Regions from separate parts of the Mus musculus genome. Here all the other regions are linked to region 1. A link is a loop called in an ENCODE intact Hi-C map of the cell type or tissue named here. Cell type or tissue: heart. All regions are shown on one strand. Links, peaks and the distances in the headings refer to the core of each region. The heading gives the core; the rest is flanking DNA. Region 1 has its middle 7.2 kb from the start of Gm35260. Region 2 overlaps Ggta1 (glycoprotein galactosyltransferase alpha 1, 3). Region 3 overlaps Ggta1 (glycoprotein galactosyltransferase alpha 1, 3). Region 4 overlaps Ggta1 (glycoprotein galactosyltransferase alpha 1, 3).

Region 1 (5,509 bases), core at 310-5,309:
CCTTTCCTTGTGTTAGGAGTCAAAAGTAAGCTTAAATTATGATTTAAGTAAACAGGGGTGAGGGAAATGCTCAACTTCTGTGGCTGTTTGCCATCTCATCTAAGGGACTGACACACCCACTACTGTTGGCATTCCAGGGAATCCTGGAACCATGGATCTGTGACTGTTGCTGTTATCTACAGTCGATAGGTGAGAAGACTGAGCGGGGGTGGGAGAGGAAGTAGGGAGAGTGACCTTCTCTGACCCCATCTGTTACACAGGTTGATTCTTAGAACCGTGACAGCATTCGCTCCACACACACCCCACCCCCACTCCCCATAGATAAGTACGTTAGCCAGGAAGCAGAAGAACATCTGAGACCCTCAAGCTAGAGTTATAGGCACTTAGGGAACTGAACCCAGGGCCTCCGTATGAGCAGCAAGTGCTCTTAATTGCTGAGACATCTCTCCAGCCTCATCTTTTTACTTAAAAAAAAAAATGTCTTATCTATTCATGTGTGTGTGTGTGTGTGTATGCATGCACACGTGCACGCCCCCCACCCCCAGGTCAGAAGTCAACAGCATCTTCTTCAATTCCAGCATCTTCTTCAATTGCTCTCTGAAGGGCTGGCTCGATAGCAGGCCTGAGCATAGCAAACATGGTGTCTACAGGCTTTTACTTTTCTCTCTCCCTAAAACTGTTAGATTACATTCCTAAAGCTACCCTGGATGAGACAGGCTGACTCCATGACCGGCTTCAAATTGGCAGTTCAGGAGATTAGGCCTAAAAGCCCAGGCTTCAGGCAGCTAGTCAGAAACTGCCCTGCCATCAGAAACTGCCCCACCACCTGACCTGAAGCAAGGGCAATGGGTCAGCAGTTTCCAGGTGGCCTCCACACCCCGGTAATGGAATGTCCTCAGAGATAGCGTAAAACACTTACCCTGGGATTCTCCTAGGGTGCTTTAAATCAGGCCTGCATGCTCACTTCAGAGTCTCTATCTTGGTAATAGGAGACTCCAGCAGGCAGGACTTCTGCAGAATAAAACCCTCTTTGCGTTTATACACTATTTGAGTTCAGTTCATTCCTGAGACAAAACACTAAGGACCAGCAATCAAAATTCATTATTTGGCTAACATGTTCAATCAAGACTTAGCAACTCTCCCTATCACAGACTCCTTTTCTCCTTAAAAAGCCACGAAAAAGCACCTGCTGCTGCTTGGCCATGCCTTTGCCTAATGCAGACACAAACAAGCCTACCCCCTTCGGCCCCCCCCCCCCCAGCCCTCCAGCATAACAAATCTTCTTTGTGCTGAGTTGTACTAAGAAGCTGGTGTTTGGTGGTGTCCTGACCCCCAGGGGCCACCCCACCCCTTACATGTTCCACACTTATTTATTTATTTATTATTTTAAAGACAGGCTTTCTTGTCTTACCAGGTGGCCAGAGATCCTCCTGTCTCTGCTCCCTCACTCAAGCATTGATTGAAATTGATTACAATGTCCACGTGCCGAGTTTTAAAATGTGTCCTCATGCTTGTGTAGAAAGTCCCTTTCTGACTGGGCCATCTCCCCAGCCCCGTCGTGACATTCTTCCTAGTTTTTCTACACACATATGATGATGCCCTTCAATCCAATTCAGCCTATTCATCGGGGCGGCAGTTCATGAGAGGCAGCCTTTAGAAGAATTTCTTTTCTAAGTGTCCCTCTTCCCCTTGTTGGATCAGAGCAGTTTCCTGCCTAGGCCCTCTGGCCCTTCTTGATTACAGCCCTTCCCTTCAGGGAGCCCAGGTCCTCCCCACCAGGCAGAATCTTGCCAATAAAGCCTACACAACTCAGGGGTCCCTCAGGGTTGGGCTCTCCCTGGTCCTCAGAGGGCCTCCAGCTGTGATTTTGGAAGCCTTCCAACTAGTTCCTGGCACCTGCAGCAGGCTAGGCTGAGCTCAGATTCCCTACCCTTCCCCAAGCCAGCTTTCAGAGTCATAGTTACCTGTGAGTGACCTCTAGTCTCTGCGGATCTGAAACTCATTGTAGGATTTCAGCTTCTCTCTCTCTCTCCCTCCCTCCCTCCCTCCCTTCCTCCCTCCCTCCCTCCCTCCCTCCCTCCCTCCCTCCCTCCCTCCCTCCCTATTTCTCTCTCTCTCTCTCTCTCTCTCTCTCTCTCTCTCCTCCTCCTCCTCCCTCTCCCACTGGACCAGAAGTCATCATGGAGCCCAGGCTGGCTTTGAACTCATAACAATCCTCCTGCCTCCAGCTTCTAAGGACTGGGATTATAGGTATACGTCACCATGCTCAACTTTTTCTTAGCATAAGAAAGGTAGGGGCGACTTCCAAGTTCTTAACCTAATGTTAGAGTGAAAATGGAAGTGTGCACACTTGCGAGTGTGGTAAAGTGTGTGTACTTATGTGTCTCTGCATGTACCTTTGTGTTTATGTGGCAGTATGAGTGTAACCAAGGTTAGAATGTGTGTGTGTGTGTGTGTGAGAAAATATGGGAGTGGGTTTCTCTGTGTGTGTGAGTGTGGGTATATGAGAGTATGTGAGTGGGTGTGTGGGAATAAGTAAACTGGTGTGATTTTGTGTGTATGAGCAGTTGTGTCCAATGAATGTGAATTTGCCTGTATATTCTCCAAGTATGAGAAGCTATGTGCTTATGTGTGTATGTATATGACATGTGTGTGACTATATTCATGTATACATTTTGAGTGTGGGTTATGAGTGCAGAGGTGCAAATGTGTCCATAAATGAGTGTATGTATGAACATGTCTCCATGAGAAACTGTGAATATGGGAGTGTGGGGTGAGACAGCATTGCACATGTGTGTGTGTATGTGTGTGCGTGTGTGTGAATACATGTCTGTATTTGGGAGCATGCATGTGATATGAATGTGTGTGTGTTTGCAGGAACATGGGTCTGAATGTGGTTGAGTGTGAGACTATATTAATATGTGTGGGTGCTGACATTAATGATTGTTCATGTGTGCATGCATGTATGTGTGTGTGTGTGAGCGCGCACACGCTTAAAATTTAAGTTTTAAAGGGCTAGAAAAGTGGCTCAGCTGTTAAGAGCACTGTCCCCCTTTGCCCCCTCTTTCAGATGTCCTAAGTTCAATTCCCAGTAACCACATGGTAGCTCACAACCATCTATAATGGTGTGTGTGTGTGTGTGTGTGTGTGTGTGTGTGTGTGTCTGTTGCCCTCTAGTGGCACACATGTGTACATGCAGATAGAGCATTCATACACAAAATAAACAAATCCTTTTTTTAAAAAAATTAGGTTTTAAAATCAAGTAAAAAGTGCACTCCTAAGATGGTTTTATGAGGTGTGCTGTTTAGGTTTAGGGATGGGACCATCATACTCGTTTACAAACACTCTTGCCCTAAATAGCATTCACTTATTTACTGAGGTTTTTTTTTTAAATAAAATGCTTTTATTTTTATGTACATGAGTGTTTTAGCTGCACACATACATGTTCAGCATGCGTGTTCCTGGTGCTTGCAGAGGGCAGAAGAGAACATTAGATCCCCAGAGCTGGAGCTATGAGCCGTCGCGAGCCATCAAATGTGTGCTGGAGACCAAGCCCTCTCAAGAGCAAGAGCAGCAAATGCTCTCAAGCACTGCGCTACTGCTCCAGCTCCTGTTTGGGAAGATGTCTGTTGGCAATGCGGGGCTGTCAGGCATGTTGAAGTTTCTTCAACATCAGTCAGCAGGAAAGGCAGTCTGGACCAGAGTGAGGGCAGCCCGGCTGCTCTCACTTTCCCTGTCCGCTCACATTTCCATTTTTGTAAAATGTCTCACTTCCATATTTCTTTGATTCAATCAAGGACATAAAATATTCCGGGGAATAAGACTACATGCATACTGAACAGGTGCTCTGTTCTCTCTCACCATGATTCCTAAACAATACCGTGTGACAGCTAGTCACACGCCTTTTGTATCTTGAATAATGTGGGCATGCTTGAACCTAACAGGAGAGGGGCTTCAGTTATAGACAAACACTGTGAAACCCAGCACTTGGGAGGCAGAGGCAGGCAGATTTCTGAGTTCGAGGCCAGCCTGGTCTACAGAGTGAGTTCCAGGACAGCCAGGGCTACACAGAGAAACCCTGTCTCAAAAAACAAAAAACAAAACAAAACAAACAAACAAAAAAACACTGTGAGACTTCCACATCTGAGGATTTGTATATCTGCAGAGGTCCTACTCATCCCCAACGGATACTGAGAGATAACTATACATTTGCAAACGAGACAGTCGCTCCTGGCTTTGAAGTATCTGTAGAACAGATAGAAAACAGATGAGCGATTAGTTTGTAACGCTGTTGGTTAGAGAGGAGGCTGAGGTGGGCCACAAGGAGGTCTACCAGGGTCAGCCAAGATGCCCCTGCTGAGCCACAGGGGATCAGGTGGCCCAGGCAGAAGGAAAAGGTTCAGGGGACAGTCTTGAAAGGCAAGGGGCTCCCAGCTTTACCTCTGCAGCCCAGGCCACTCCTCTTGGTCCATCTCTGTTCAGTCACTCTCCCTCTTAGCTTGGTTATGTGCACTAGCACTCAAAGGTCATTTTGACTACCGGATGCTCCCTGGAGCCTGTGCAGAGGATAAAGGGTAGGATCTAGCTAGTGAGTCTGGGAGAACTTAAAAGGAGATCTCTGTTGCCCATGGCTTGCTCTCAGGAGTCACAGAGAGGCAGGAGATTGCTCCTGTGCCCTGGTGAGTGTGAGGTGTTTCCCACTCTTGGTCTACTCTAAAGATGTGTGCCGTGGTCCTCTTTTACAGACAAGAAAGCAGAGGTACAAAGGGAAGGTGCAGGGCTGGGATTCAAACTTACATCCTGACTTAATCCCTATTCCTTCCTTTGCAGCCACACCAGGGCTCAAGCTAATGCAGTGTGGCTAAACCCCCACTCTTCACGACTGCCGTTGCCTGTCCCCCAGATGCACAGGCGGATTCTGTGGATGGCTTGGCAGCTGTCCGGCTGGAAAGTTGGCCTCAAGCCCCCATTGTCTCAGCGTTTTACAACCTGGTCCTGGGTAAGGGGCTGGGGAGGAGGCCACTTTTCATGGGAACTCAGGCAGGGAAGGAGGGTGAGCCCCTGTAACTGGGACTCAGGCCAGGAGAGTTGGGAGGCAGCCAAAGCTCTGTGCCTCCTCCCCTGGGAGCATCCAGCTGTGGCATAGCCAGGCAGGACAGACCAGATGTGGGATGGGGCGTGGGTGGGGTGAGGGACGTGCAGGACTGACAACGATGTCGTGTGGTCTGAAGGAGAGACAAAGAATAAAGCGGCGATGAAGATCCAAAGGGTGAGGCGCTGCTGTGCAGGCTTACAGGGACTTCCGGTCACCCAGGGAAGCAGCAAGGCTTCTTGGAAGAGAAGGTTACTGTGTTTCAAGTCTTAGAGGTGAGCAGGAAGGGGCTGGCCTCCCTGGTGGGTCAGATGCAGGGAAGAGAAACAAATCCATGAGCAAACTTCTGGCACTCTTGGGACAGTTTTAAGCAGTTCAGTCTGTCTTAAATTTATGACCCAGAGTACAGTATAATAA
Region 2 (5,509 bases), core at 386-5,385, 84 kb before region 1:
AGCATTAATGTGCTCTGTCTCTTGGTTCAGAGAATGCACACCACAGATGTCAAGCTATTCATGCGCGCCAAAGTCTGAATTCAACCCAGAGCTTCAGATTAGGCACCCCGGGTCGGGAGTGGGAGGCTCTGCTAGATCAAATTAAACTAGTTTTCTTGTTTTGACAATGGGGATAAGACTAGTGATGGAGGGGTGCAAATTTGAGGACAGCCTGGGCTATACACAGCAAGACTATCTCAAATAACAAACAAGGGCCAGAGTGATGGCTCCGCGTGTAACCTTTTCTGAGAAGTCTGCTGCCTGAGCCTGATACCCAAAATGTACCATGGAAGGGGAGAACTGGCTCCTAAGTGGTGTCTTCTGACCATCAAATGCACATTCTGGTACATGAGCTGCCAGCACCAATCACCACCCCCACACAAGCACATGTACACGCACACGCACACACATTCGTGCACATCTTTAATCCCAAATCTCAAGAAACAAAACTATGCTGCCAGATCAGCCAGGCTTACATAGTGAGACTGCCTTAGGAGGGAGAAAGAAAGGGAGAGGAGAGATAGAAGAAGGGAGGGCAGAAGAGAGGGAGAGACAGAGAGGGAGGGGGGAGGGGGAGAGCAGTGATTTCAGAGCCATGCCATAACAGGATACATGCTTTTCCAAAATGTTAGCCTTCGTTACTGATGTTCATAAAAGACGCTGCTGGGAGGATCTGCTGAAAACGAGGACTGGTCCTTAGAAAGTGCTCAGAACACTTGGAGAAAGTTCTGGAGTGCTGCAAATGGATGAGAACGGGGGACATTCAAGGCCTCGCCACCTACTCTAGCCCAGCCTGAGCTAGAGCTGCTGCCAAGAGAGATGAACTTTCATTTCTCTGATCAAGTCTAAAGACATCCTGGGCTTGCTGGGAGATAAGGGCAAGCCCAGGCCTCCAGGCTCAGCCGTGCCAACCCCACTTACCTAGGATCAAATCCAAAGCCTCTTCCTAGTAGAAGGAGCAGGACACAGAGAAACAGAGTCACCCGTGCCACCAGAGGCAGTCCAGGCTGGTACTCCTGATCCCCACCCTCAGCAGCCTGGTAGGGGTGTGTGTGTGTGTGTGTGTGTGTGTGTGTGTGTGTGTGTGTGTGTGACTTTTGTAGATTTCAGGAATTCATATCAGAACTGACTCCCAAGGTTGATTTCTTCCTGGGCTTCACTAATGGTTTGGAACCACATGCCCTTTGGCTGTGGCTAACTGAAAGCTGTCAGAGCTAAGTGTTAGAAATGGACACAGCGGGATGGAGAGATGGCTCAGTGGTTAAGAGCACTGACTGCTCTTCCGAAGGTCCTGAGTTCAATTCCCAGCAACCACATGGTGTCTTACAACCATCTACAATAAGATCCAACACCCTCTTCTGGTGTGTCTGAAGACAGCTACAGTGTACTTGTATACATAAAAATAAATAAATAAATCTTTAAAACAAAACAAAACAAAAAAGAAACAGGCACAACATGTTCCTAGGATCTAGACCCCAAGTTCCCAGGGAAGCAAGGGCTGTCAGCATGGCCAATTGGTCTTTTAAAACCATTTTGATTTTCTCGCTGATCCAATATGAGACATTTGCAGCCAGCATGGCCTAAAAGTTCTGTGTGTCCTCAGAATTTTCAAACTGCAGTTCTGAAGATTGGTGGATGACCATCTTGCCTATCAGGTAAGAAATGAGTTTGGCTTCTTTCAGATCTTGGCTCCAAGATGACAATCATCATCAGGAGGAGGAGGAAGAAGAGGAGAAGGAAGAGGGGGAGGGGGAGGAGAAGGAGGAGGAGGAGCAAGAAACAAAGAACCAAATAATGGTTCCACCAAAGCGGGCCGAGGGCCTGCACAAACTGTGCCTGGCATATGCTCACTAGAGGCCATTAAGTTTGCCATTCAGAATATTGTAGAGGCCACCTTGAAGGACCAAATACCCCCAGCATGATTTAGACACTGATGCTGCCCCACGACCTCCACTAAAGCCCCTGTGAAGAAGTGGCTTCAGATGGACCTTCACCTACGCTGTTCTGCTTGCTACTATATAAACACCTGCTCTCATGTCTCACCTGTTAACTGCATGGCTTTACAGAAGACTTATACAGTACGTCCTTATAGTTTTAGAGAGCCCAGTGAGCTTACTACAATAATTTTTGAAAGAGGAAAAATAAAAAGGCATCTCATATGTTAGATGGTTGCGTTTATAAAACACGAACATTTCGTATGGGTCAATCTGAGATCAAGCTCTCTAATAAGTATGTTTATCTCTTTTAAAAGTGAATGTGTTGTCTCTCCTATAATTTGTAAAAAAAAAAAAAATCTGGGAATAAAATAAAAATAGGAGTTACACTTTAAAAGAAAGAGGGCAAGGTGTGGTGGCCTGCACCTTTAATCTCAGCACTCAGAAAGGCAGGTGGATCTTTGAGTTCAAGGCCATCCTAGTCTACAGAGCTAGTTCCAGAACAGCCAGAGAAATCCAGTCTTTTAAAAAAACAAAAAACAAAATAAAATACATCAAAACAGAGAGACAGACAGACAGACAGACAGATAGACAGTGGTGGCTGGAGCCCTCCTGTAAACTCTGAGACCCTGTGACCCAATGTTCTTGTCACTTCTCACTTGCTCCTCTGGCCACTCCCAGAGTCAACCCTGCAGAGCTTTGACAGATTAGCACCTGTGTCCCTCCTCCTGGGACACACCAGTGTTAGTGGCATCTCATAAGGCAAGCCTCCACCTTCCTGGATCCACTTCATGGCTCAATGAACACCCCTCAGGAGAACCTCAGAGACCCACTAGCCAGATGGAAACATTCCTTCCAAACAATCCCTCTCTGAGGCAGACACTGGGCGCTGCTGTTTTCTCCATTTCAATCAGGGTGAAAGGTGAACCTCAGCTGGACACACAAGGTTCCCTGGAAAAGCCATTATCGTTGCCTTGGAGAGCAGGAGACAGGCAGGGAAGAAAGCACTTGCCAAAGAAACCAAACCTCCTAGGATGTGCTCTCCACCCCCTGGGCCTGGAAGCCACTCTTTCCTCCCCAAGGAATGAGCAGGCAGGATGAGTCCAGATTGGCACAGACCCTGCAGGGGGCTTGGTAGATGCACCCATATGTTTGTGGCATAAATAAATCAATGAGAGTCCTGAGGGACTTCAGTCCTGCACCACTCTGACCCATCAGCCACCATGAACTAGGTTACTGGGCACCAGTGGGCTCTTGAACACAGAGGCATGCGAGTAAACAAGGCCACTGGGGACCCTCCATTCCCTGGGGGCTGGGGGGGGGGGTCGAGGCAAAAAGCTAAAGAGTGTCAAGGAGTGACAAACGTTACAAAAGCAAACAAAGCAATAGAATGGCAAACTGGACATTGCCTGTTAGCTACACACACACATACAGGCACACAGACACATCCAGACACATATAAACACAAAATACACACTCACATATAGGCACACATGCACACACACATGCACACATATGTGTGTGCACACACATGCACTTGCACGCACACTTTCACACATGCACAAACTCGCACACTAACATACTTGCACACTCTCACACACACACGTGTGCACACTTGCACACACTCACACATCCATATGTGTATGCGCATGCATGCTTACTCACACACATGCACTTGCATACATACTTTCACACATGCACACACTTGCACATTCACACACACACGCACACACACATTTCTAGTGATAGAACTCTCTATACTAGTCATGCTAAGAGAGCACTCCACCTCTATACTAATCCTCTGCCTATAGCACCAGCCTTTGGTATCCCCAAACCCTCAATTATATCCAAGAGTGTTTTAATCCAGCACTACAGGTAAAGATCAGACTAGGTGGTGACTCTGACCATGGCAGGGTCCCAGATGTATCCCCTGGGGAAGTTGCTTTAACCTGAGGTTTTGTCCCATGTGTAATATAGAGACACAAAGATCTCCCTTAGGGCTTTACAAAGGACAGAAATAGACTGTGCCTGCAAAGCATGCTGTACCAGGCAGTCAGCGTGTTCTCCACAACCGGCAGCTATAACCTGACAATGTTCTTAGGGAGAGAGGTTCCAATCAAGAATGCAGAACTGAGTGTTCACCAGAGACAAGAATCTTAGGCTCATATGACACCCCTCACAGAGCAGCTGGGATGAGCCCGAGACCCCAGGTGCAGGCTGAGAGAAGCCTCCCATGAGTGCCCACAGAAGGCATTTGCCAACATCAGGCAGGAAAGTGGCTGAGGGTCACTCTTAGAAGGCCAAGGGTCAGCTTCCTGCCCTGGAAACAGAGTTTCACAGTCCATAAAGAAGTCATTTGCAGCAGGCTTCTCTTCCAGGCTTCTCCACTTACCCAGGTCTGGATGGGAAGTCAGTCCCAGGCATCTATATTCCTTAGGCACGCACAAGGGCTCACCCTGCTGCCATGGCCTGTATGCTTTAATGATAGACTCCTCAGTCCTGGATGATTTAAAGATAGACTCCTCAGTTGACCAATGTATCTGTACTGTGGTACAGATGCTAGCTCACCAGGCCCCAGCAGCTTGGGCCTCTGGGTCCCCTCACAAGACAGAGCTTTATTTATATCAGAGTACAGGTAGCTCTGTCTAGCTCTGGTAGCTGTCTGGGGCTATAGGAGGAAGCAAGGAACTGCCCCACTTACCCACCAGGGTCCCAGAACCTTGTATAGCATCCAGACCTTACTTTCTTCCTGTTCAGGGGTCACGATGTACCAAGTCTCCAGCGCTCCCTCAAACTGGTACCCAGCCCAGCTGTACTACCTATCAAGGTACAAGGACTATACTCTGGGGATCTGCCTGAAGCCACCTGAACAGGAAGCTGCCCAGACCATCCCAGACACAATAACAACAAACTATGAGGCAAAAACAAGTCTGCCCAGTGCTACGTAGTAAGCAACAACCACTCCTGAACATCAGCTATGACGGAGACCAAATGAACTAACCTGTCTTCTGGTTTCCTCCTCTCCTCTCCCTCTCCCTCTCCCTCTCCCTCTCCCTCTCTCCCTCTCCCTCTCCCTCTCCCTCTCCCTCTCCCTCTCCCTCTCCCTCTCCCTCTCCCTCTCCCTCTCCCTCTCCCTCTCCCTCTCCCTCCTTCCTTCCTTCCTTCCTTCCTTCCTTCCTTCCTTCCTTCCTTCCTTCCTTTTAAAATTTTGCTTCTTTAGTGACTTCCATTCCCCAGGTCCTGGGGTCTTACATGATAGAGAGAAGTAGCTGCTACAAGTTTTCCTCTGACCCCCACATACAAGGCACAAATGCATGCACACGCACGCGCGCGCGCGCACACACACACACACACACACACACACACACACACACACTAAATAAAGTTAATTTAAAATAAAAAGAAATTGCCACTGGAACAGTGGTTCTTAATCTTGGGTCATGACCCCTTTGAGGTTGAATGAATGGCCTTGTCACAGGGGTCATCTAAGACCATCAGAAAACACAGGTATTTACATTATGATCTATAACAGTGGC
Region 3 (5,509 bases), core at 372-5,371, 67 kb before region 1:
TGGGCTCTCTAATGAAAGCACAGGCCATTGCAAAAGTGAGCTTCACTCTCAGTGACACATGGATAAGGCAGGTGAGGTGCTGCCCTGTGAGAACCTGAAATAGGTACTCCATTACCAACCACCGCACAGCTGGGGTTACGGAATCATCTAGAAACCCAGCTCTGTCTCCTTGCTTCTGCCTTCCCCACAGGTCCCTCAAGGGTCCTCAGCCTCTTAGTGGGTACCACTGGCCCCTTCATGGTCACCTCTCCTACACCCAGCTTCAGGCCTCTGTTCCACCAGAAGCGTCAGCAGACAGCCCTTGAATACCTTTTCTTCTCTGCGGAGAAGCAATGTTGGGGTTTTCTTCTCTGGTTGCAGTTCCCCAGCCTCTGAGCAAAAAGGTTGCCCTGTGTGGAGGACCCAACACAGTCTTCAGCTTCCTTAGCTGCCGTCAGCAAGCTTGACGCAAAAAGGAACACCCAACCTTGGGGACTTTTCAGGGTTGTTTGACTAGTTATATCTCCAGCTCTCTCTGCCTTCATGGCAAGAGCTCAATTCCTGGCCCGCTTCCAGGGCTCACCTTCTTTGTGTCACGGAGCAGATCCAAGAAGGTGATTGTACTCACCAGCCCCCCAACTGATCCAGGATGACTTGATGACCTAACCTGCTGACTGAGGGAAGGATGGGGCACCCAATACCCCCGAGGAGCACACTCCATTAGCCCCGTCCAACAGAGAGGGGAACAAGCTCAGAGCACACTTGTGTCCATCAGGGTCAAAGCCGGAACCAACTGGGCCTGGTCAGCATGGAGAACTTCCCTCTCTGAATTATTCCCCTGGCTAAGCATTAATTTAGCATCCCTTACCTCTTCCCTCAGCAACCACCACACCTGTCTCCTCCCCCATTTCAGGTTGTAAACGTCTGAAGACCAAGGATCTGTAGCTTATATGATCACATTAATTTGGATGGTTATAGTAACCGCAGCCATTGCAAATGCTCTTCACTGACAACTCAGGTTTCGTTCGCCAGGTGGGCTCCTGAGCACTCAAGCATCAGTTCTTTCATCTGCTGTTCAGTATGCCTCAGCTCATCTCTCTGCCTGCTTACTATACACACACACACACACACACACACACACACACACATACACACACAATCATATATATATATATATATATATATGTATGTATACACACACACACACACACACACACACAAGGTACACAGAAGAAGATTCTGTCCTCTTCCAACTCTGAGATTCCAGAGTCCCTAGCTGCTCCAGGGTAAATGGTCCATCTCCACACAAGAGTGGAGATGAGGCTGCAAGACAGCTTGGTGGGCCAAGGCACTTGCAGCCAAGCCTGACAACCTGAGTTCTGTACCTGGACTCCTGCAAGTTATCTTTTGACCTCCACTTGCACACATACCGTGGTGCCTGCATTTGTGCACACACACACACACACACACAAATACACACACACAAAGAATAAAATAAATAAATAAATGTTTTCCCCACCTTTGGGTCATAGAACAATTAGAAGTAGATTTTTACAAGTAAATAAATTCAACTTTTTAAAATATATTAAAAAAAAAAAAAAGACAGGTCTCACTATGTAGCTCTGGCTAGCCTAGAACCCACTAATAGACTAGGTAGACCTCACACTCACAGTCTACCTCTGCCTCCTGAGTGCTGTGATCAGAGGCGTGTGCTACCCTGCTGGGCTTAAAAGCAATTTATAAAAAGCAGGGACTCCTACTATAGCCCGTCCTCAGTTAGGTTGACCTTGAACTTAAGCAATTACATTCCATTTGTAACACTAATCACAGTTGCCATGTTTACTGCTTCCTCAATAAAAAACTCAACTTTCAGCATCCAGTAAGCTCACTGGGAAGTACCAGTTGCTGATTCAAAGATGCGGTAGGGATGGCTTATAGCAGCTACCTCTCTACACAACACTGGCAGAACCCATCTCAGGGTAGGCATCCCTGCAGACGCTTTTAGCATCCGTGTGCTGGCACTCACATGCTGAGTGTCCCCTGCACTTTAGACTGAACTTACTACATAAACTGCAGGTGCCCAAAAGACTCTCAGGCAGCAGCAGTCTACAAATATTGGGAAACTCCTGGCTGCAACCAGATGCTGTGATATCATCTCAGAACAGTATCTCCCCAATCTCACCAGACTGCTGGACTTGTCAGAAAAAAATCAGTGCTGAGTCCTGAGACCCTCAGGTACCTGAGGGATCATGTGATCTCCCACACCTGCCCATCTGGGCTTTTCTGTTCTCTAAATACTGGAAATGCACCAGATCCTGTTCCAAGAAATAAATAATTATGAAGTACCTACTGTGTACCAAGCCCTGTGGAAGATGCAGAGACTGGACAACTCCCTCATGTTATCCCCTAAAATGCTAACACTAATGCGAAGGCGCGGCCTGGAAGCAAAGGAAACTGACCAGCAGGAGGTATGAGCAGAAGAAATGGGGCCACAGAGGGAGGAGGGAGCCTCTCTGTCTGTGGAAGGATGGCCAGGGCTTCCGCTCTGCTCGCTGCATTGGCACAGTCTGTGATGAGAACATACGACTTTTGTAACCAGACAAAAATGTATTTAAATAAGTTAGATGTTTCCCCAACACTCAAAAGATTAAAATAGAAATAAATAAAAAGTCACAGAGCAAGCAGTGTTGACTTTGCATAAACGTGAGCCATATTTTCTGTCATCCCTTTGCAAAAGAAGCCAAGATCACCAACGCCAAGGGCAGCGCAGTCCAAGCTGCTGCACCAACAGAAACGAGCAGCAAGCAACATGGTCTTCCTGTCTAAACCCTCCGGTTCTCGGCTGTTTTTAAGTAAATTTCAAATAAAAATGGAACCAAAATAAGCCTTCTAATGAGCCTCCCCCGAAGCTGTCTGGTTTGGAAAGTTTAACCACAAACCCAGGAGGAAAAGGGGAAGTGTAGAGACTGGGTGCCAACGGGGATTGTTTTTCCCCTCTCCCTGCAGGACATAACTCACTGCTGCTCGGAAAGCCACTCTGTCGGTCACTTTCTGTCCCCTCTGCATCTGCACAGGTCCTGTATGGGGATGGAACCCAGATGAAGAGCAGACCTCCACCCCTCCAGCCTGCTCTAGGCCATATAAACTGAACAAATGTTTAAAAGAGGACGACACTGAAGGCAGACAGACTGTCTGTTTGCCAGGAAGAGTCTGAGGTGCTGCACATGGATCCCCCGATGTGCAATGGTGTCCTCAAGAGCTCTAATGGGAAGAAGGGTGCCACGCTGCCGGGTTGGTGTGTGGGGGTAAGCCCCGGGATATTCCTTTAAAACATAGTCTTCATGGGTGACCAGGGGGAGGGAAAGCTCCCAAAATACAGTCAGCCACTCCACTGGTGTCAGGTTATAGGGATACAGAAAGTAAAACAAAGCACTGGAGTGGAGAGCCACAGCCACACTCACTGAGACTGTAGGCTGCTCAAGGAGAGCAGCCTACAGTCTCTTCCTAGATCCTGCTCGTGTGTCATTCATCAACAGCCTCCATGGAGCCAATACACAGAGGCTCCAGGCCATTAACACACTGCTCAAGGTCAGCTAAGAGACAGCTAACCTTAGTGATTTCTGCGGTGTTTGTGCATGCATGTGTTTTTATCTTGGTGTATCTGTGTGTGTGCGTGGGGGGGGGGGGGGTGCATGTATGTGGCCTTGCATGTGCGCTGCATCTGATCCTCCTCTCTCACCTTGCTTTAGGGTTTTCTAACCCTACTGTGGCACCAGGGAGGAGCAGCACTTTTTAGTACTCTAAGCCTTAAGCAGTACTTTGCTCTTCAGTTATGAGGCTACGCCCTGCGTCCTCCCTTAAATCAGAGTGCAGGGTAGCAGGCTAACACCAAAGCTGCCTTAAAGGCAGCAGATACTAAGTCAGCCTTCCCCTCTTACCCAGTCACCACCTCCTTACCCTCCAGGGTTCTGCCACTCACTGCCAGGAAGTTACTCACCAGGTTACTCCCTCTTGTGCTCAGGCCGCTGTCTGGACACGTGCAACGCGCTGCCTGATGTCCACCCCACACACACTCCCGTGGTAGATATAAACTGCCAGGAGAGGTGGCTTCAAGTGTGCTTGCTGGTATTGACTTGCAAATAATTTGTTCACAGAGCTCATCTCACGAAAAGACTCCTCCCAGCCCAGACAGACACCTGTGCCAGCCCCAACCCCTCAGCTGTGGAATGTGGAAACGAGGACTCATCTGAGGGTTTCATAATCTCACATCAGGACTTTTGGCAAACTATGGGAGCCAGGACAGGTTCTCACTCGCTTTAAACTTCTGTTCACCTCAGTTTCCCTAGCTTCGAAAGGAAAGTTTAGCCTGTTTTGGTATCTTTCCACCTCCGACTGGTGCAATTTTGGTTAGGAGGCTCTATCCACCCTCTCATCTTTCACTCAAAGTTCCACTTGGATCCCAGTGGCAAACAGGAAGTGTGACCTGCATAGTGGGGCAAGCAGTATGTAGCTGGCTCTGTGGCATAAGCTGCCTAAAAGGGACCAAAGAGCATCTGCCATCTTTGCTAAACCCCAGCACCGGGCCCCAGGCCACCACCCTCCTCTTCAGGGTTCCCTGGCCACCGCACTTCACCCATTCATAAGAGGCTGGTAGCATAGAACGAACAATTTGGGGCCAGTATTTTAATGACCAAAGGAGACTGGGTGGAGGGGCTCAGGACTAAGGAGCTCTGCCTGGCCCCATGACCTCAGAGGCCCCGCCCCTTTGTAGGCTGGACTTCCTTTCTCCCTGCTGGCTTGGAGGTCTTCTTTCTGCTGTGTGCACCATCTCATTGCCTTGTCTTAGTCCCAACCCCCTTTCTTCCCATGTGGTTCTAGAGCATTCCTTAATCTGTGTATCTCATGTTCCCCCTTTGTAAAGCCAGAGCACTATCCATCCCTGTCACTTAGCTGCCAGGATGAGGAGCAGGCAAAGATGTCAAACGTGGCCCCGGCATGGTAACTGCCATGAAGAACGAGTAAAGGTAAGCATGAGCTATAGAGAGAGTAATCTGGTTCCTGGACCACCTCCTTCGCCGGAAGCTTGCCCATCTGCAAAAGCAGTGAGCAGATCTCGGGCAGTGAAGACCATGTCCCAAGTGGCATCCCTCTGAGAAAGCAAATCTGAACATCAAGTTAAGCCCAGCAGAGCAGGAAAAGGAAACTGCATGGGAGGAATGGCAGGAAATCCTAGACACGGCCCCAGAGCACCAGGATGAGGGGGCTGGCTGCTGGGTATGGAGAGGCTGCGGTGGACTTTGTAGACTCTTGCTCGGGAAGGCAGAGTGACTTCCGGCTGCCAAAGGCACTGCTTCCGGGTTTGTTTCCGTTCCAAACCTCTCTGCTTCAAACCTTACAAGGTCCAAGAGTCCCAACAGAGTGAACGCCAGCCTCTGTCTGGAGGGAGCCATGTTTTACCTCTGAGGCCTGGAGAGTGAGGGGGACAACACCTCTTTTTCTGCTTTTCACCGGCAGACAGCAGAGCCTCCAT
Region 4 (5,509 bases), core at 404-5,403, 76 kb before region 1:
CCCCTGTCCCATTCCCTCCCCAAGTGACTGGGACACTGCCGGGAAGTCTGGGAACCCTAGACGACAGGGAAGGGGCCAATGCCAGACAGGAAGGAGTCAAGGCCTGGCCCCAGGTCACGCAGCCTGGAATTGAGCCTCTTCCTCCTGTTCTCAGAAGGAAGTTTCACGGCTTCCTCCTCTGAGAGCAGGAGCCAGCTGACCATAACCTTCAGGGACTGGAAGTTCTTCCTAATAGCTTGCTGAAATCCTCTCTGATGGCATCCATTCAACCCACAGGGCACATTCCTGAGACAAAGTCATTCTCTCAAGTCTATTTCCAAGTGATGAGCATCAGCTACATCCCACACTGGACCAAGACCCAACAGAAGCGGGAAGTTGCCACCAATTGCCACAATGGCAACCTTTCTGTAGCGATGAGAACCAGCAAGCTGCAGCCAGGTCACATCAACAAGGGGACCTCAGCACTCAGTACTCAGCAAAAGGAGACTGATCCAGAGGACACATTCTTAAGTCAGGCATGTCATGACAGGGCCTATCTGTCTAACACTTGGGAGGGGTGGACAGGGTTCCAAGGCCAGGCCTAAGTACACAGAGAGCTTGGAGCCAACCTGGGATACATGCAACCTTGTCTTTTTAAAGGTGGGGGAGGGGGTATCAGCTATATGCTTCAACTTAAAGTCCTACACAAGTAAAATTAACTTATGGTGTTACAAGAGGGGACGGCAGGCTCCTTAGGGGTGGCAAGCTCTGGTCTGGATGGTGGTTACACAGACCTGTCTGCTTGATTAGAACACACAAGTGGGCCTCATTAACAGGCTTTTTCCATGTGTATTGTTAAGGATGGAAAATTCCAGAAAGCTCCCTGTGGAAGCTTGATATACTCTGACACCATCTCCCCAACCCCCACCCTGCCCACCTCACTCTCTAGGGTCCCAGGATCATGGGTAGACCCTGCCTCTTCCATCTCCTGGATTCCTCATTGGGACTGAACTCCTTGGGAGGGTGCAACTAAGGTCTTCCATGGGAGGGAGGCCACTGGGGAAGGGACTGGCCTCAGGGTAGTGGGGCCTCTAAATGTTTGCAGTGCTGGAGATGGAACACAGGGCTCTGAGCATGCTCCTCAAACTCCTCATCAACTGAGCCATTACCAGCTCCCCATGGGGCCTCCTGCCGATCCCAACTCTCCCACACTCCAGAACACAGGAAGCAGCTTCCCTCCTTTAACTCAGAGAACCCTCACTTCTGCCCTCCACATGGCCTTCATAAAGGGAGATGCTCTGAGAGTCAGCCCACCCAGTTAGGATACTCCCCCGATGCATCCCAGAACTGCCCTTCCTCCCTGGGGGCCTCCAAGGGATGCTCCCCAGGTCAGCTGTTGCGCTCAGTGCGGTGGGCAGGTGGGTACAAACGGGAGAGGGGTGAGGAATGTCACCATGCCACCCTCAGGCCTTGGTCTGTTCACACTGTCCATCCAGAAGTGGCAGCTGCAGCCTCGAAGTGGGGAGCCCTGGTTTTGTTTCAAGTCACTTCTGGCTGTGATTCCTACCCCACTTACCTCTATGGGAATGTGGGGATTAAGTGTTCTTGGCAGAGAGCACTAGTAACACAAAGCTTGCTAGCTGTCATTTGTTCAGTCCCAAATCTATTTGGGATGGTCACAAAAGGCAATCTTGCTGAGCCAGGGGGCAAAGTGACTTGGGTTTCTTGTCCTGTGTGATGGGGATGATCATGTCTCAGAGTGATGGAAGGGCTGGAGCAGGCTGGATAAGAGATCAGAGATCTAGGGTCTGGATGCCAGTCATGGCTCTGCCACGTGAGGTGTGCTATCCTGGGAGGCTTACTTGATGCCGCTGTGCCTGCGCTGCTACATCTGTAAAATGGGAATGATAACATCTGTGTGGAAGCTGGCACCTACTGAGAGCCACATATGCAGAACATCAAGAGCTAAATGGCTTGTCCTCATGAAGGACAAGTGGGCTTGTCCTTGAGAAGGACACAGCTTTGTCTCCGAAAGCACCATCGTGATTAGCGCAGTGCTCAGTCCCACCAATGCTGTCACATTTGTGTGAGGAAAGTGCCTGTGTGTCAGCCTGCCTCATCGGTCTTGGGAAGAGATTTCTAGCCTGATGTTCCCATGGCTATTACAACTGGTTAGTTTTTGTCAACTGGACACAAACCAGAGTCACTCAGGAAGAAGGAACCTCAATTAACTGCCTCCATAGGCTGGAGAGATGGCTCAGCAGTTAAAGAGTACTGGCTGACTGCTCTTCCAGAGGTCCTGAGTTCAATTCCCAGCAATTATATGGTGGCTCACAACCATCTCTAATGGGATCTGATGCCCTCTTCTGGCATGCAGGTGTACATGCAGATAAAGCACTCATACATTAAATAAATAAATACTAAGTAAGTAAGTAAATAAATGAAATTGCCTCCACTAGATTGCTCTGAAGGTATATCTTAATTGCTGATCGATGTGGGAAGCCCCGCCCACTGTGGCCTGTCTATATGAAGAAGCTGAGCGAGCCAAGGACAGCAAGCCAGGAAGCAGTACTCCTGCATGGTCTCTACTTTGGTTCCTGCCTCTGAGTTCCTGCCCTGACTTCCCTTCATGCTGGACTACGAGCTGTAAGATTAAATAAACCCTTTAATCCCCAAATTGCTCTGGCCATGGCTTTTCTCCTAGCAACATTTCTGAAATGATGGTGGCAGCCTCATGAAGCTCTGTGGTCAGGAGCATAGGCTCCTATGAATCTGCCAGAGAGGACACTCAGCTCTCTCTGGGAAAATGGAATTATTACCTTTTTTTTTTCTTCTTTCAGTTTTTTAAAATTTACATTTGAGCAATGATAGCGCATGCCTTTAGTCCCAGCATTCATAAGCAGAGGCAGGCAGATCTCTGAGTTCAAGGCCAATTTGGTCTACAGAGTGAATTCCAGAACATTCAAGGCTACACAGAGAAACCCTGCCTTGAAAAGAAAAAAGTAGGAGAAAAACTATGTTTGTTTGTTCTTCTTCTTCTTTTTTTTTTTTTGCATGTTATTTGGGGATACACAGCATACGTGACTAAAGTACAACCTTTGAGATTCTGTTCTCTCCATCTACTGTTAAGACCCAGGCATCAAATTCTGATCAGGGTGGCAGCAAGCACCTTTACCCACTGAGCCATCTCATGGGCCCCTACCGCATCTTCCCAAGTAATACATAGCCACACATCTTGCACACCGCCTGCCCGGTCCAGCTTTAAGACAGACCTTCCACTGTGGCCTAGAGTTAATCTAATCCCTTCACGCTTTAAGTAAGGAAGAAACCGGTCCTGTTGACACTTTATAAGGTATGCACGCTGTGTTCCACAGCGAAGGGCCCCAGGCAGGTCTCCTACACCAGCTCTGTCCCAGCTCTCCCTTCCACTTCCATTCAGCAACCTCTGTGTAGTCTGCCTGCTCAGCTCCCCCACAACCCTACCAGATGAAGAGGGTAGGCCAGCTTTTCTCTCCAAATATCGGTAATGCAGCCCTGGGGGATCCCTGGCCCCTAGAACATACAGCTAGGCTCCAGGTGAAGGTTCTGGGCTTTGGAACCAATCATTGCTCCTTCAGAGCTGGAAGACATGCTGTAGTCTAGGGCCAGGAGAGCTACTTATCAATGATGGGAGGACATCAGTCTCTGGGCAGAGGAAAGCCATTCCACCCAGGGAGCAGGAGCAGAGAACACGCTTTGGCCATGCAAGGAGAGCAGCAGGTCTCTGTCTAGTCAGAGGCACAGCTGCTGAGAGTCAGAGATTTCCAGTCTGGCCTGTGCCTGTTTCTTAGTGTCCCTCCGAGCAGATGTCAGCTTTCCCAGGGCTAATTCCTACACCTCAACCTTGCTGTCTCAATGCTGGGCCCCTAGCTGAAAAACAGCAGGGCCTTCTAGATGACCTAAAAGGAAAAAGTCCATTCACCATCCTTGCTTTAAGTCTCTCCTGTTTTTTATGCGGGTGGTAACTGGTCAGTCCCCCCAGGCTTCCACTAACCCTCTTTCCCAAGCCCCTTGATCGAAGCCTTCAGGAATGGGGAACTGCTCATCTTCACAAGATGCTTCAAAATAAAAGCCAGGTATGGTGGTGCATGCCCTTCAAGCCAGCACTCTGGAAACAAAGGGAGGCCAATCTCTGTGAGCTCAAGGCCACCCTGGCTCCAAACCTGTCTCTCTTCCTCCCCTCCCCACCATATATATGTATGTACATACATGTTTTTAATTGTGTGCATGAGTGTTTTGCACATGTGTGTGGTCCCCAAAATCCAAGAGTGGTCAAATGCCCTGGAACTGAAGTTACAGATAGTTTTAAGCTGCCAAGGGGGTCTGGGAATCAAACAGGGTTCTCTGTATGAACAGCAGGTGCTCTTAACCTCTGAGCCATCTCTCCAGCCCCAAGACAATCTCAATAATGGTCTCATTCCACCCTCACCACAGCCATTGGGCAACCTGCCTATTTCTCCAGGCAGGGAAATTGCAGCTCAGAGGTTGGGTAACATGGGCAAGGCCCCAGAGCCAGGAACTCCTCATATCCACATGAGCGCCACCCTTCCCACTGAACATAACAGTTTCTTCCACTCATACCTCAGGGATGCCTTGAGTGCCGGATATTTTGGGTCAGCTTGACACAAGCTGGAGTTATCTCAAAGGAGGGACCATCAATTGAAAAAATGTCTCCTTAAGATCCAGGTGTAGGGCATTTGCTTATTTATTGACTAATGTGGGGAGGGCCCAGCCCACTGTGGATGGTGCCATACTTGAACTGATGGTCCTGGGGGCTATAAGAAGCAAGGCAGTAAGCAGCACCCCTCCATGGCCTCTGCATCGGCTCTTGCTCCAGGGTCCTGCCCTGTTGGAGTTTCTGTCCTGACTTCCCTCAGCGATGGACTATGATCTGGAAGTGGAAGCTAAATAAGCCCTTTCCTCCCCAGCTTGCATTTTGTCATGGTGTCTCATCAGAGCAACACAAGCCCTGACTAAGACACTTGCCCAGGTTTATTCCTGTTGAGAGTCAGCTGACAGATGGAGGAGATATCCCAAAATTGCCCCTCCCTCCCCCCCCCACCCCACCCCCCTCCGTGAAAATAGTTTAGTAAAGTGTGACTCAATGGTGTCATCTCCGGGTACCCTTCCAGACTGGGTCCTCTCAGGCTGTATTTTAGTTCTTGAAACAGGGCTATGTGGCTCAGTCTGGCCTGGAACTTGTGACTCTCCTGCCTCAGCCTCCCAAGTGCTGGGATTACAGGTCTGTACCAGCACACCTGACTGGGTCTGTTTTTAATACCCATTGGTCCTTTCAGATGGCAGCTGAAATCTAGAGTCCTTCCCATGGTGGCACAGAGGCCCAGTTCTTGGAGTAATGTAGTTGTCTTGTCTTCTACCAAAAAGCAAGGAAAGGCAGTCTGTTGTCACTGATTACAACCACAGACATGAACCCCCATGCTCAGCTAGCTGAATTTTTTAAAAGGGGAAAATTTATTTTTGTTTTTAGGTG

What was found. Hi-C counts contacts between places; a loop is a spot of excess contacts. Peaks named below come from ENCODE experiments on the same cell type or tissue, not always from the same donor. Only the 100,000 strongest peaks of a DNase experiment are listed, where the experiment ranks them.
Region 2: it touches region 1 in a loop (4-fold over the local background); 7 of 42 quality-filtered maps call a loop at or near these places.
Region 3: it touches region 1 in a loop (2.1-fold over the local background); 6 of 42 quality-filtered maps call a loop at or near these places.
Region 4: a loop joins it to region 1, with 2.3 times the contacts of the local background. A loop is called at or near these places in 6 of 42 quality-filtered maps.

The regions. Positions count from the first base shown.
Region 1 is chr2:35,509,248-35,514,756 of GRCm38, forward strand. No RefSeq gene overlaps it. Among named protein-coding and RNA genes, the nearest start is that of Gm35260, 7.2 kb to the left of the region's middle. In heart, for the core only: a CTCF peak has its summit at 3,210 (motif pointing left); DNase peaks (open chromatin) are centred at 1,854 and 5,034; H3K27ac peaks cover 2,487 bases.
Region 2 is chr2:35,424,835-35,430,343 of GRCm38, forward strand. All of the region lies in intron 2 of Ggta1 (glycoprotein galactosyltransferase alpha 1, 3), which reads right to left. Among named protein-coding and RNA genes, the nearest start is that of 4930402F06Rik, 30 kb to the left of the region's middle. In heart, for the core only: no CTCF peak of the experiment used is centred there; a DNase peak (open chromatin) is centred at 2,907; H3K27ac peaks cover 493 bases.
Region 3 is chr2:35,441,720-35,447,228 of GRCm38, forward strand. All of the region lies in intron 1 of Ggta1 (glycoprotein galactosyltransferase alpha 1, 3), which reads right to left. Among named protein-coding and RNA genes, the nearest start is that of Ggta1, 17 kb to the right of the region's middle. In heart, for the core only: a CTCF peak has its summit at 2,422; DNase peaks (open chromatin) are centred at 3,192, 3,292, 4,722, 5,202 and 3 weaker places; H3K27ac peaks cover 1,890 bases.
Region 4 is chr2:35,433,505-35,439,013 of GRCm38, forward strand. The region is part of intron 1 of Ggta1 (glycoprotein galactosyltransferase alpha 1, 3); the gene reads right to left. Among named protein-coding and RNA genes, the nearest start is that of Ggta1, 25 kb to the right of the region's middle. In heart, for the core only: a CTCF peak has its summit at 2,356 (motif pointing left); a DNase peak (open chromatin) is centred at 1,237; H3K27ac peaks cover 2,028 bases.